Linked DNA regions of Mus musculus: region 1 is linked to region 2. The links are chromatin loops, found by intact Hi-C in ENCODE. Cell type or tissue: left cerebral cortex. All regions are shown on one strand. Links, peaks and the distances in the headings refer to the core of each region. The heading gives the core; the rest is flanking DNA.

Region 1 (5,378 bases), core at 136-5,135, 1.8 Mb before region 2:
GAGTACTACTCAGTGGTTTAAAAAATAACACCGCCGGGCGGTGGTGGCACACGTCTTTAATCCCAACATTTGGAAGGCAGAGGCAGGTAGATTTCTGAATTCAAGGCCAGCCTGGTCTACAAAGTGAGTTCCAGAGCTATACAGGGAAACCCTGTCTCGAAAAAAACCAAAAACCCAAAACCCAAACCCAAAAAACCCCAAAAGACAAAAACAAAAAAAACCCAACCACCACGGATTTTGCAGGCAAATGGTTGGAATCAGAAAAAAAAACAAAACAAAACAAAACAAAACAAAACAAAAAAAATCAGTGGGATAATCCAGACCCAGAAAGATAAACATGGTATGTACTCACTTATAAGTGGACATTAGCTGATAAATAAAGGACAACCATGGGACAATCCACAGACCCAGAGAGGCTAAGAAACAAGGAGGGCTCAAGGGGAGATGCATGACTCTTCCCGGGAAGGGGAAATAGAATAGATTCGAATAGATTTTGTGGGTGGACTGGGGATGGGGTGAGGGATGGGAACAGGAGTGATCAGGTTAGGAAGGATGGAGAGGGGGGAGGGAAGGAGGAGGGGGAGGGGGAGGGGGAGGGGGAGAGGGAGAGAAAAGGGAGAACTGGAGCTGGGGGACATTTTGTGGGCGAGGTAGAAACCTAGGGCAATGGAAACTCCCAGCAATCATGAGGGTGGCCCTAGCAAAGACTCCTAGTGGGAGATACAGAGTCTGAACTGGCCACATAGGAGTGGAAGGAGAAGAAACTGCTGTAATATATCAGAGAATAAAATTTAAAAAATAACATTTTTGTTTGTGCATTTGCCCGTCTTGCCTATGTTTCTTTTTGTCTCAATTCCTTGGGTTTAACTCTATACTATTTTATCATGCAGTCTCTCTCAGAAATTATTCTGCCACTCTGTATCTGTCTCTATTTTCCCTCAAAGTTAACATCTGTATACTAGCCAGACATGGTGGTGTGTACCGTAATCAGCAGATAGAGATAGGATGACCTCAAGTTTCAGGCCAGTCTGGGCTATATAGCAAGACCCTGTTTTAACCCCTAACAAACCTCTGCATGGCCAGTTCCCCACGCTCTGCAGTTAATCAGTAGTCTCTCCGTTTTCCCGGCCCAAGGTAGCTATTACCTCGTTTTTCAATTCTGAGCCTTTCTCTCTCCACAGACGTTACTACTGTTGCGCATCGGTCCCCTCACCTGGGATCCCATTCTTTCTGCTTGAAATACTTCCTCTAGCATTTCCTTTAGTGAATATTTATTTCTAAATGAACTCTCTAAGCTTGTGTTTACCTGAAAAAATTCTTTATTTCTTCTTCATTCTTGGAAGATATTTTCTCCTCCATCTGGAGTTTTTTGGTTCACTGAAACTGACATCCCACTGTTTCCTGCCTCCCTCTCTCCTTCTCCCTCCCTCCCTCCCTCCCTCCCTCCCTCCCTCCCTCCCTCCCTCCCTCCCTCCCTCTCTCCCTCTCCCTCCCTCCCTCCCTCCCTCCCTCCCTCCCTCCCTCCCTCCCTCCCTCCCTCCCTCCCTCCCTCTGTCTTCCTCCCTCCCTCTCCCTCTCCTTCTCTCCCCCCTCTCTGTCTGTCTCTGTCTCTCTCCTGTTTGTGCCTGTGTTGTAGAATTGTAAGGTCTGCACCCTTTCTTCTCCATCTGCGTTTCTGCTCTTTCTTCAGGTCTCTGGTCTTCTTCCGTTTCACTACGGTGTGTTCGGTTATGAATTTCCCACTGACCGGAAATTCCAAGGGCACAGTTAACGCATCTCTGGAGACAGGTTGGATTAGGGGGATGCAAAGTTATGAAGGCCTTTGAGCACATGCTGAGGAGTCCAGCTTGGCCAAGTGCAACGTGGTTTTCAGTTGTGGACTGTCCTTGAACTCATGATCCCTCAGCCTCCTGAGCACACGGTGGGCAGGTTACAGGCATGTGCCAATGTGCCTGGTTCATGTGAGGTGATTGATAGTGACAGGTGGTACTGTAGCCATGCAAATAGCGTCTGGAAATGCCATCCTCACATGTTCTCTGCATTTGGACCAGTTGTTGATCTCTGTCCAGGTCTCCATCTGCTACAAAAAGAAACTCTGAGGAGGAGCAAGGGCTACACTATCTGTCGGTCTAAGGATAAATACTTAGATACAGTTACAAGCCATGTTTAGGGAAGTGGCAGCAGTAGATTTTCCTCTAAGGCCTATGATGTCTCCACCCATAGATACTTTGTTATGTTCACAATACCAGGCATGAGGTACTTCCTACTGAGTGGACCTTAAGTTTAATTACACACTTAATGGTGACTCCCAAGATATGTGTCACTGTTTTACCAGTGGGGATGTTGTGGCTGCCTATTACTGTTGCGGCTTTCAGGCCTCACAGCCTAGTGGTGTCTTCTCTCCCTCCTTCCTTCCCTTCCTCCTTCCCTCCTTCATTTCCTTCTTTCCTTCATTTCCTTCTTTCCTTCTTTCCTTCTTTCCTTCCTTCCTTTCTTCCTTCCTTCCTTCCTTCCTTCCTCCCTCCCTCCCTCCCTCCCTCCCTCTCCTTCCTTCCTTCCTTCCTTCCTTCCTTCCTTCCTTCCTTCCTTCCTTCCTTCCTTTTCTCTCTCTCTCTCTCTCCCTTCCCTCTCCCTCTCATCCTCCTTCCTTCCCTCCTTCCCCATCTCTTGTTTTTCCATCATATATTACATATTGACTGCAGTTTCCTCTTCTTCCTCTCCTCCAAGTCTGTCACTCCTCTCTCCCCACGACACGCACCGCCCCCCCCCCCCCCATCCACTCCTCCTCCGTTTCTCTTCAGAAACAGCGGGCCTCAGAGTTATCAACCAAACATGACACATCAAGTTTCAACAATACTAGGCGTCTCCCTCAATTTTAAGGCTGGGCGAGGCAATCTAGTTTGAAGTCACTTGCTTTCATTAAGACCAAGACTCAAGCTTTGCCAGATGAGTCTCTTCCTTAAGCGCCTCGAAGTGCTATATTTCCAGCAATGGCCAGCAGAGAGCAGCATTGCACCACGGCTGCTCTGGGCGGGCTAGCTGGTTCAGCTTGACAACTGCGGCTGCGCTGGTGGGTTCCCTGAATTGTCCTGGTTGCAGGAGTTGGGGTAGGGGGTGGTGTGTTTGAGAGCCGGAGATCACAGTCTCCATTCTGCTTGGGGCTTTTCTGTGCCTGGTGCTCCTTCACGGGTTAACCGAGTTCCGGTTGTCCTCTGAGGATGCTTATTTCCATTTGAGGGCTTGCAGTCCTAAGAACAGCTCACCTCAGAGGGGCGCGTCTTATGCTTTATAAACTTACGCTTTATGTCTTTTCTCCTGGAAGTCTCTCCTGATCTTTTTGTTCATCCCTGCTGGGGCATCCCTGCTATCAGTTTCCTTCCACCCTGTTTCCAGAGGAAGGTCTTGTTTCCCTTGCACCTATCCAAGGTCACTGCCGCCCCTAAGCTCTGGATCTAAGATCAGCATGTCTGTCTGTCCCACCCAGTATGCCTCTTAACAGGTGACCAGCTTCATTGAAGGATGTCATCATTAGTGGTTAGGGTCCTAAGATCTTCAGGAATCCAGGCTTCTTGTCTTAGGCAGCCTCGTTCCCATGCTTCGTTCCTCCCGTCCCTCTTCCTGAGGGGATTGAACACTGACCAAAGGACGTCATCAACACCACATGTGGTACCTACAACAAAAGAATAGGTGCCAGGAACTTTTGGAAGGGGACCAGCCAAAGACCCCAGACTGGCAGAGTCCTCAGTGTTCCTAGGGAGTCGGGAATGTGCTTCGCCGCAGTTTTGAGAAATACATGCTCACTTATCAGGATGGAGGAAAAAAAAAAAAGCAAGAAAGAAATGAATAACGCCTGTGTTTGGGACGGGGTAGAGACGATATTTTCATTAATTGTGTGCGGGAGTGTAAATTGGCTTAAAAAACAGCTTTGGAGTGTACAGCTTTGGGAATTATACGTTAAAAGGCTTAAATATTTTATAGCCTTTCACCTAATAACTCCAATTCTGGGCATTTATCCTAAGAAAACAATTGTATAAGAGCAGAAAATATATACACAAAGATCTTACAGTAGTATTGTATGACCAGTTATATCAAGTATGCTCTATTCTGTGGGACAAAACCTGATCAGCTACTAAAAACCGTGTTTTCAGGAAATTTTTATTGAGATGCTAACTGATTGATTTAACACACCAGCATCTCCTGGGTATGACAGCTACTGTTCTGGGTACTAGAAATAAGGCGTAAGTAAAACTCCTTCCTCTGTGGAGTTTCCGGTCGGCTGTGGTGCTGGCTCTAGTGTGTGGTAGGCAGGTGCTCTGCCACTGGAAGTCAAGCAATAAGAAAATTACACAATTTCTGTCCTTGAATAGAAAAAAGGACAGGTCACTCAGCCTGGTGGGATAATCTCATAAGCCCAGTGCTTGGGAGGCTGAGACAGGAGGAGCCTGAGTTTGAAGCCAACTTGGGCTACAAAGTAAGACTCAAAACAAAACAAAACAAAACAAAACAAAACTCCTCAATAAAACAATAACAACATCAGCAGCAGCAGCAGCAGCAACAACAACAACAATAATAACAATAACAACAACATCAAGATGGATGAATCATGAAATCACTGGTTGGTGGTATCAGCGAAGGCCGGTAGTCTCTTGGCATGGAAATGCCTGCATGGTAGCTAATGTGTGTGGAGGTACAGCTGGCTCTGGAACTGGGGCTCATGAGCAGCAAGCTTGTGGGCTAGCTCAGGGTCATCCATGTGTGGCTTCTTAAGGTCCTGACATGACCAATGGCTTCTAAGACCCTGTATGTTTTCCAGGTAGGCAGAAGAGAAAACGCAGGGGGCACGGCCATTTATTGAGCGGCCATATTTTATTCTTCATGGGCAGAGCTTTGGCCAACGTGTCATAGCCCTGAAAGACCCCCAGAGCCACGCCTGGTTGAAGGAAGGTCATGGCTATGGTGTTTTGAATTGTGGGATGTTCTTTTCCACATGTTCTAGACCAAAGGAGACATCGAAACAAGCTTTTTTTTTTTTTTTTTTTGAATAGAAACAAAAAAGGGCTTTCTGTCTTGAAAGAAATAAGGTGGGATGGCTTGCTATTAGAAAGTAGGGCAGATTGTCTGCAGTGTGTCTCAGATATACCTGTCACCTGGTGGCTGTGTCCAGCAGTCTCTCCTGCTGACCCCTGCCTCCCATGGCCTTGTGCCCCACACAGGCTAAGGGGAAGTGGTGGAAAAGGTCCAATGGCGGTTTCTCACTAAGAGATGTTCCTTGCCTTTCAGCCTATTTTCTGGCCTCCATATGAGGGCACACATGGCTGATGCTTGGGGTATCTGCAACCTGGACTCATGTGGGGTTGAGCTTCCAGGGAGCTGGAGTG
Region 2 (5,378 bases), core at 254-5,253:
ACTTGCTCTACATAACTTGATGTTGGTTTGAGTTATCGGGGTGATTAAAATCTTGAGCATGCTGGGGGCAGCAAAACGTGAATTCTAGTCCTTCAAATCCTCACAGCTAGTCTGGGAAGCTCTGCCCAGACATCGCCTAAACAGCAATGGGAGTTTTATCCCAACTATGAAAGGAACGGTTTCCTGGTCACGTGGCAGGTTTCAACCTTAGAAAAGAGAGAAGAAACCTTGTACTCAATTAGCTCAACCCTCTTATAATAATACAGATAATGAACTCAAAAGCCAGGCAGAGAGACTGTCCCAAGATTCAACAGGCAATCAGTGGCAGAGCTCTGATACATGGCCTTATGTTCTGATCATGCATGGGACCACATTGCCAATCTTAATGCAATTGATTGGAGGATCACTCTAGCAACCACTTTGTAGTTTTCAGTATCAGAGGAAGGAGCAGAGTATGAAGAGATCTGACTCCAGCTTTCTGCTTCTGGTTTTCAGTATGCTAATACTCACAAATACTGTTAAAAAACAAAACAAAACAAAACAAAAAAACCAAGAAGGGATTTCTCAGAATAATCTTCATCTGGGGCCACATAATATACATACTTTGGGGAGCTGTTTTATTCTTGCTCTACACCCATTCAATCAGTGAGGGCAGGCAATATCTGTGTCTTTGCCTACCAATATCCTTAGCTTCTGTGCCATGAGCAGAGATGTGATAATTAGCAGATGCAATCAGACCCAACTTATAAAATGCAATTTTCAAATATTGCTGAGAACCAGGGAGCTAAATTGGCCACATTTTTATGAACTAAACTTAACTGGAGACCCAACAACATTCGACTTTCTGTTGACCTACTTACAAATTGACATTTAAAAGGAAAGTAAAGAGAGCAGCACGCCTCGTACCCAGACATCAAGGAGGCATCAGCCATGGGTTCTCAGTGTGGGGGGCTGAGTTTTCGATTGTCATTGGACTGGGTAATATGTTAAGCAAAGAAAGACTCTATTTAAATAGGAGCCTTCACCTGTTTGAATGTGCCTGACATTATCAGTTTTCAGCCCCCTTTGAAAACTGTTTCTGTCTGGTGGACTGTCATATCCAAGATAAGAGGTATGTTTCCTTTGCGAGCTGCAGTACAAAAGTGGCAGATTTGGGTGAACATAAACAAATAGATAGACGCACACTTGCTTACACACACACACACACACACACACATGCACATAGTCCATTGGAAATAAATATTCTAGCCAATCTTAGAATAAGCTTCTGTTACCAACTGCGGTTTCCACACTGACTATTGATTTGCGTTCTCAGTGAGAGATAGATCCCAGCAGCCAGCCTCATAGGGCAAGCCAGTCTGAGCAAAAGATTCTGATTCTGTTTTCTTTGGTGTCTGACATTTGGAAAGAGTGATGTCTAATAAAGTTTTCTTTTCTGAGCTGCCCCATTAACGAAAGGTACCTATTAGTCAGCATGGGTGCGCCATGCCATAGAGCTAGAGGAGATCAGCTGAAGATGTATGAACATGAAGGGAGATTGCCTGCCCACCCCAATGAGTACAAGGATGTAGGGTGGAGGCGCTCTCCCCTCACATCGCTTCACCTGAACTACATAAGTGACTCTCCTAATCGCATTTTTGTGCAACACTGGAGGGCCTTGCTTTTCTCCTTTCGTGTGGAGAGGGGAAAAATATCTGCCCTGTCAAAGTCACACAGGGGAATTCTCTTAAAATAAACAGCTAAACTTAACCGCAGGCTTTTCCTTCCATAGAAATATTTTAAACGTATAGAATGTTGGAAGGCTGTTAGAAAAATGACAAGTGTCTGTTTTCATTAAACTCCCCAAGTGCATGGATCTAATTGACAGCCTTTCTAAGGCTTGGAGGAACTTCTAGCTTCAGGTTGCCATAGCAACATGTCCCCACTGCTGGAGCTCTGCTGTTCATAGCCATCATTCACAGGAACCCACAGTTTAGACACCCAAAGTTATCCAGAAATTTTGCCAACCTAGAGGGTAAGAAATCCAATTTTCCAGGCAGGTAAATTTTCATGCTTTGAAGGCTAAGCTTCTACTTCAGATATTCAAGAAGTCATTTTTTTCAATTTATGCTTTTTTTTTTTTTTGGTAAGGCTTAAATTGTCATAGTCACCTCTCTTTCAACTCCTTCCATAGGAGTGACATGGCACCCAAACCTGCCTTCTCCTTTGAGAGATAAAAGCCATACTTATACATTAGTCATCAACAAACTCCAGGCTCACAGGATTCCAGGGTGGGGCAGAGAGCAGAAGCTGCCATGCATGACTCAGTTGGCTCTGAGTGACTGGAGGCTGAGCCCCAGTCCCCTCTAAACTCACCACATCTTTCTGAGGGGCTGCCTCACCCAGAACCTTAGAACCCTTTTCTAATGCAGAGAGCTGTGCCAACGCAACAATACATAAAATACTTAAGGTTCATTATTTCATTGACTCCACGGATCCCAATGATAGAGTTCTTATTCATCCAAAGTTATATTGAACAAAACCAAGGTTAAGTGCTATCCTCAGGGCCACAGAGCTTACAAATGACAAGGGCAGGATTTCAAACTTCCATACAGTGTTCTCCCTACTGTACTGGGCAGTAAAAAGAAAGAGGCATACTGTGAATGACCTGACCTTCCAGAAGGGACAGTGTGGGGGTCAGCAAAAGGGTGGCTTCTGCTGCAAAACCATTCAATTAAGATTGTTTCTTACAAAGGACAACCTGCCCATCAACTGTCCCTTAAATGTGTATGTCGCCATCTTCTGGACCGTGGAAGGCACTGACTCCGCATCCTTCCTCTTAAGAAAGAACTACTACCCTGGTGGTTGCTTGATTGAACAGGAGGCTCTTTGTTCAGAGAAGGTGGCTTGGACCTGTGCTGTTCAATGTTTATCAGTTAATTGAATCAGTTACTGCTCATTTACCTGCTCACCTCTGATCAGGCCTCCAAGCAACACTTCTCAATAACAATCTTTCAGATATTAGATCCATCCACAGTGGGAAGGAATGTTCAGAGACTCATATTCCCAAATGGGACAATGAACAGAGATCCAGAACAAAAGGAAAACCTGCCAAGCATTAAGACATGCTTATTCATTTCTCTTGTTTTTAATTGAAATGCTGAGTTACAAGCTTTGTGTTTATATTGTGTTTGTGTGTACATGTGTTTGCATGTTCATATGTGGGTGCATGTGCAAGTATGTGCATGTGGACACTGAGGGCAGAAGTTAACCTCAGATGTTGTCCCTCAGGAGCTACCCATCTTGTCTTTCCTAGGAATCTAGGGCTCAACTGAGTACAGTGGTTGGCCCCCAAATTCTAAGGGTCTACTTGTCTCTCCATCCCCAACACTAGGACAAGGACATTATCATACTCACTCTTATAAATGGGTACTGGGGATGGAACTCTGGTTATCATACTTATGAGGCAAACTCTTTACTGAGTGATCTGTATCCCAACCCTGTGTTTATTTTTCTAACAAAGAAGGATTTTATAACATTGAAAAACTACAGTGACGATGAACTCAAGAATCATGCAAATCAGCTCAACTCACCAATAAATAACTAGTTCTCCAGAAGAAGAGTGTCTAGGGTTAAAGCCAAGGCAATGGCTGTTGATCACCCATTGTGAGTGACAGCTGAGCACCTCCGCTTATAATCCCACCACACAACAGTCAGTGATAAAGGTCAAGGTAAAAAAAAAATGTTTGAGGCAGGAACCACTATCCTCTAAAATATAAAACAGCTCAAATATAGTACAGAACAGTTTTTTTCAAAATAAACAATTTTATTCAAAAATAAAAGAAAGGAGAAGGAAGGAAGGAGGGAAGGAAAGAAGACAAGAAGGAAAGAGGGAAGGAAGGGGAGGGGAGGGGAGGGGAAGGGAAGGGAAGGGAAGGGAAGGGGAAGGGAAGGGGAGGGAGGGAAGGTGGTTTTGTCCAGGCAACCTTCCAGGAATCCTACCCACAGGAGTAGTCCAGGTAAATTAGTCAGGGATAAAACACAGGATATACTTTCTACTCAAATCTCAGCCATCCCACTGCACCCAAAAACAGGGAGCCTGGAAAGTGAATTTACTTGCAGATATAAAACAAGAAAAATTGAATTCACTCATTATTCATTGTTTCTGCAAACATTTATTCAGGTTTTACTCTGGGCCAGATACTGTGGAAAGAGCAATAAACAAAATATTCCCATGGAGCATACGCACTCTTAGAAGAAGGCACAATCGACTGAAAATATGTGTCCAAAGGCCATAGATGGAGGTAGAAAATAAATCAGGGAAATAAGAAATAATGGGTTTATTCTAATAGAGAGATCCCGAAGCCCTGCTTGATGAGAGAATATTTGAACAGATATTTGAAGAAAAAGAAAGACATCAACAAATGGAGTCCAGGTAAAGCCACTGGGGTGTCTTCAGGCTTGACACTGTGACAGACAAGCAAGAATATTGAGAGACGTGACTCAGTGGTCACTGAGATCCTAATGAATCAGACTCTGGAGGGGAAACTATCATGAAGGAAGTTTACATCAGACATGTTCTTAGGACTGATACCTAGAAAAGGAAATGGAGCTGAGCATGGTGGCTTGCTTATTACTATAATTCTAAAATTCAGAGGAATTAGAAGGAGAATCAGGAATTCAATTTGCTATCTTTGGCACACAGCAAATGTGAGGCTAGCCTTAGCTATATGAGACTCAGAGAGAGGGGAGAAAAAAAAAACAGATTTAATAAATGGAGAAGTTGGACAATGATATCAGAGATGTAAGCTCAGGTGGTTTTTCAGCATTATCCTGTGCTAGGAAGGATGCCAGCTGCTGTCCTTGTACATCTACCAGTAGTAAGATGCAAGCTGTCCCAGGAAGGAAGCATGCTCTTCAGAGAAATAACATTCCCCAGAGATGGGCAATTTCCACAGGACTGACAACTTCAGGAAACAAACCTATCAGTGTGGAGGGTAAATTTGGATGACACCACTGTATCTACTGTACTATGAAGAAAGATGTGACCAGCCTTCTTCATTCATGGGTTCCTCAGCAATTTATTCAATCAACTACAGTTTAAAATATCAAAGGCAGGTGATCTCTACTAAATATAAACAAGACCTTTTTTTCTTTCCCTATTCCCTAAACAATGAAAAATAACAATTTATGCAACATTTGCTTACAGTGATTATTAATGTAATAGTGACTTAAAAGTGGACAAGAAGGTATATGTAAGCTATATACACAACATGTGCATGTATACATATACAAATCCATAATGCATTTTATATAGGAAACATAACCATTACAGATTTTGATATTCGTGGAAAGATCTGGAACTAAGCCCCTGTGAGTGCCTAGAGACAACTGTAGCT

Evidence for each region. Peaks named below come from ENCODE experiments on the same cell type or tissue, not always from the same donor. Only the 100,000 strongest peaks of a DNase experiment are listed, where the experiment ranks them.
Region 1: it touches region 2 in a loop (7-fold over the local background); 4 of 42 quality-filtered maps call a loop at or near these places.

What each region holds. Positions count from the first base shown.
Region 1 is chr14:34,807,932-34,813,309 of GRCm38, forward strand. No RefSeq gene overlaps it. Among named protein-coding and RNA genes, the nearest start is that of Grid1, 9.5 kb to the right of the region's middle. In left cerebral cortex, for the core only: a CTCF peak has its summit at 3,003 (motif pointing right); a DNase peak (open chromatin) is centred at 3,011; H3K4me3 peaks cover 550 bases.
Region 2 is chr14:36,581,629-36,587,006 of GRCm38, forward strand. No RefSeq gene overlaps it. Among named protein-coding and RNA genes, the nearest start is that of Gm25204, 180 kb to the right of the region's middle. In left cerebral cortex, for the core only: a CTCF peak has its summit at 2,799 (motif pointing left); DNase peaks (open chromatin) are centred at 1,642, 1,920 and 2,782.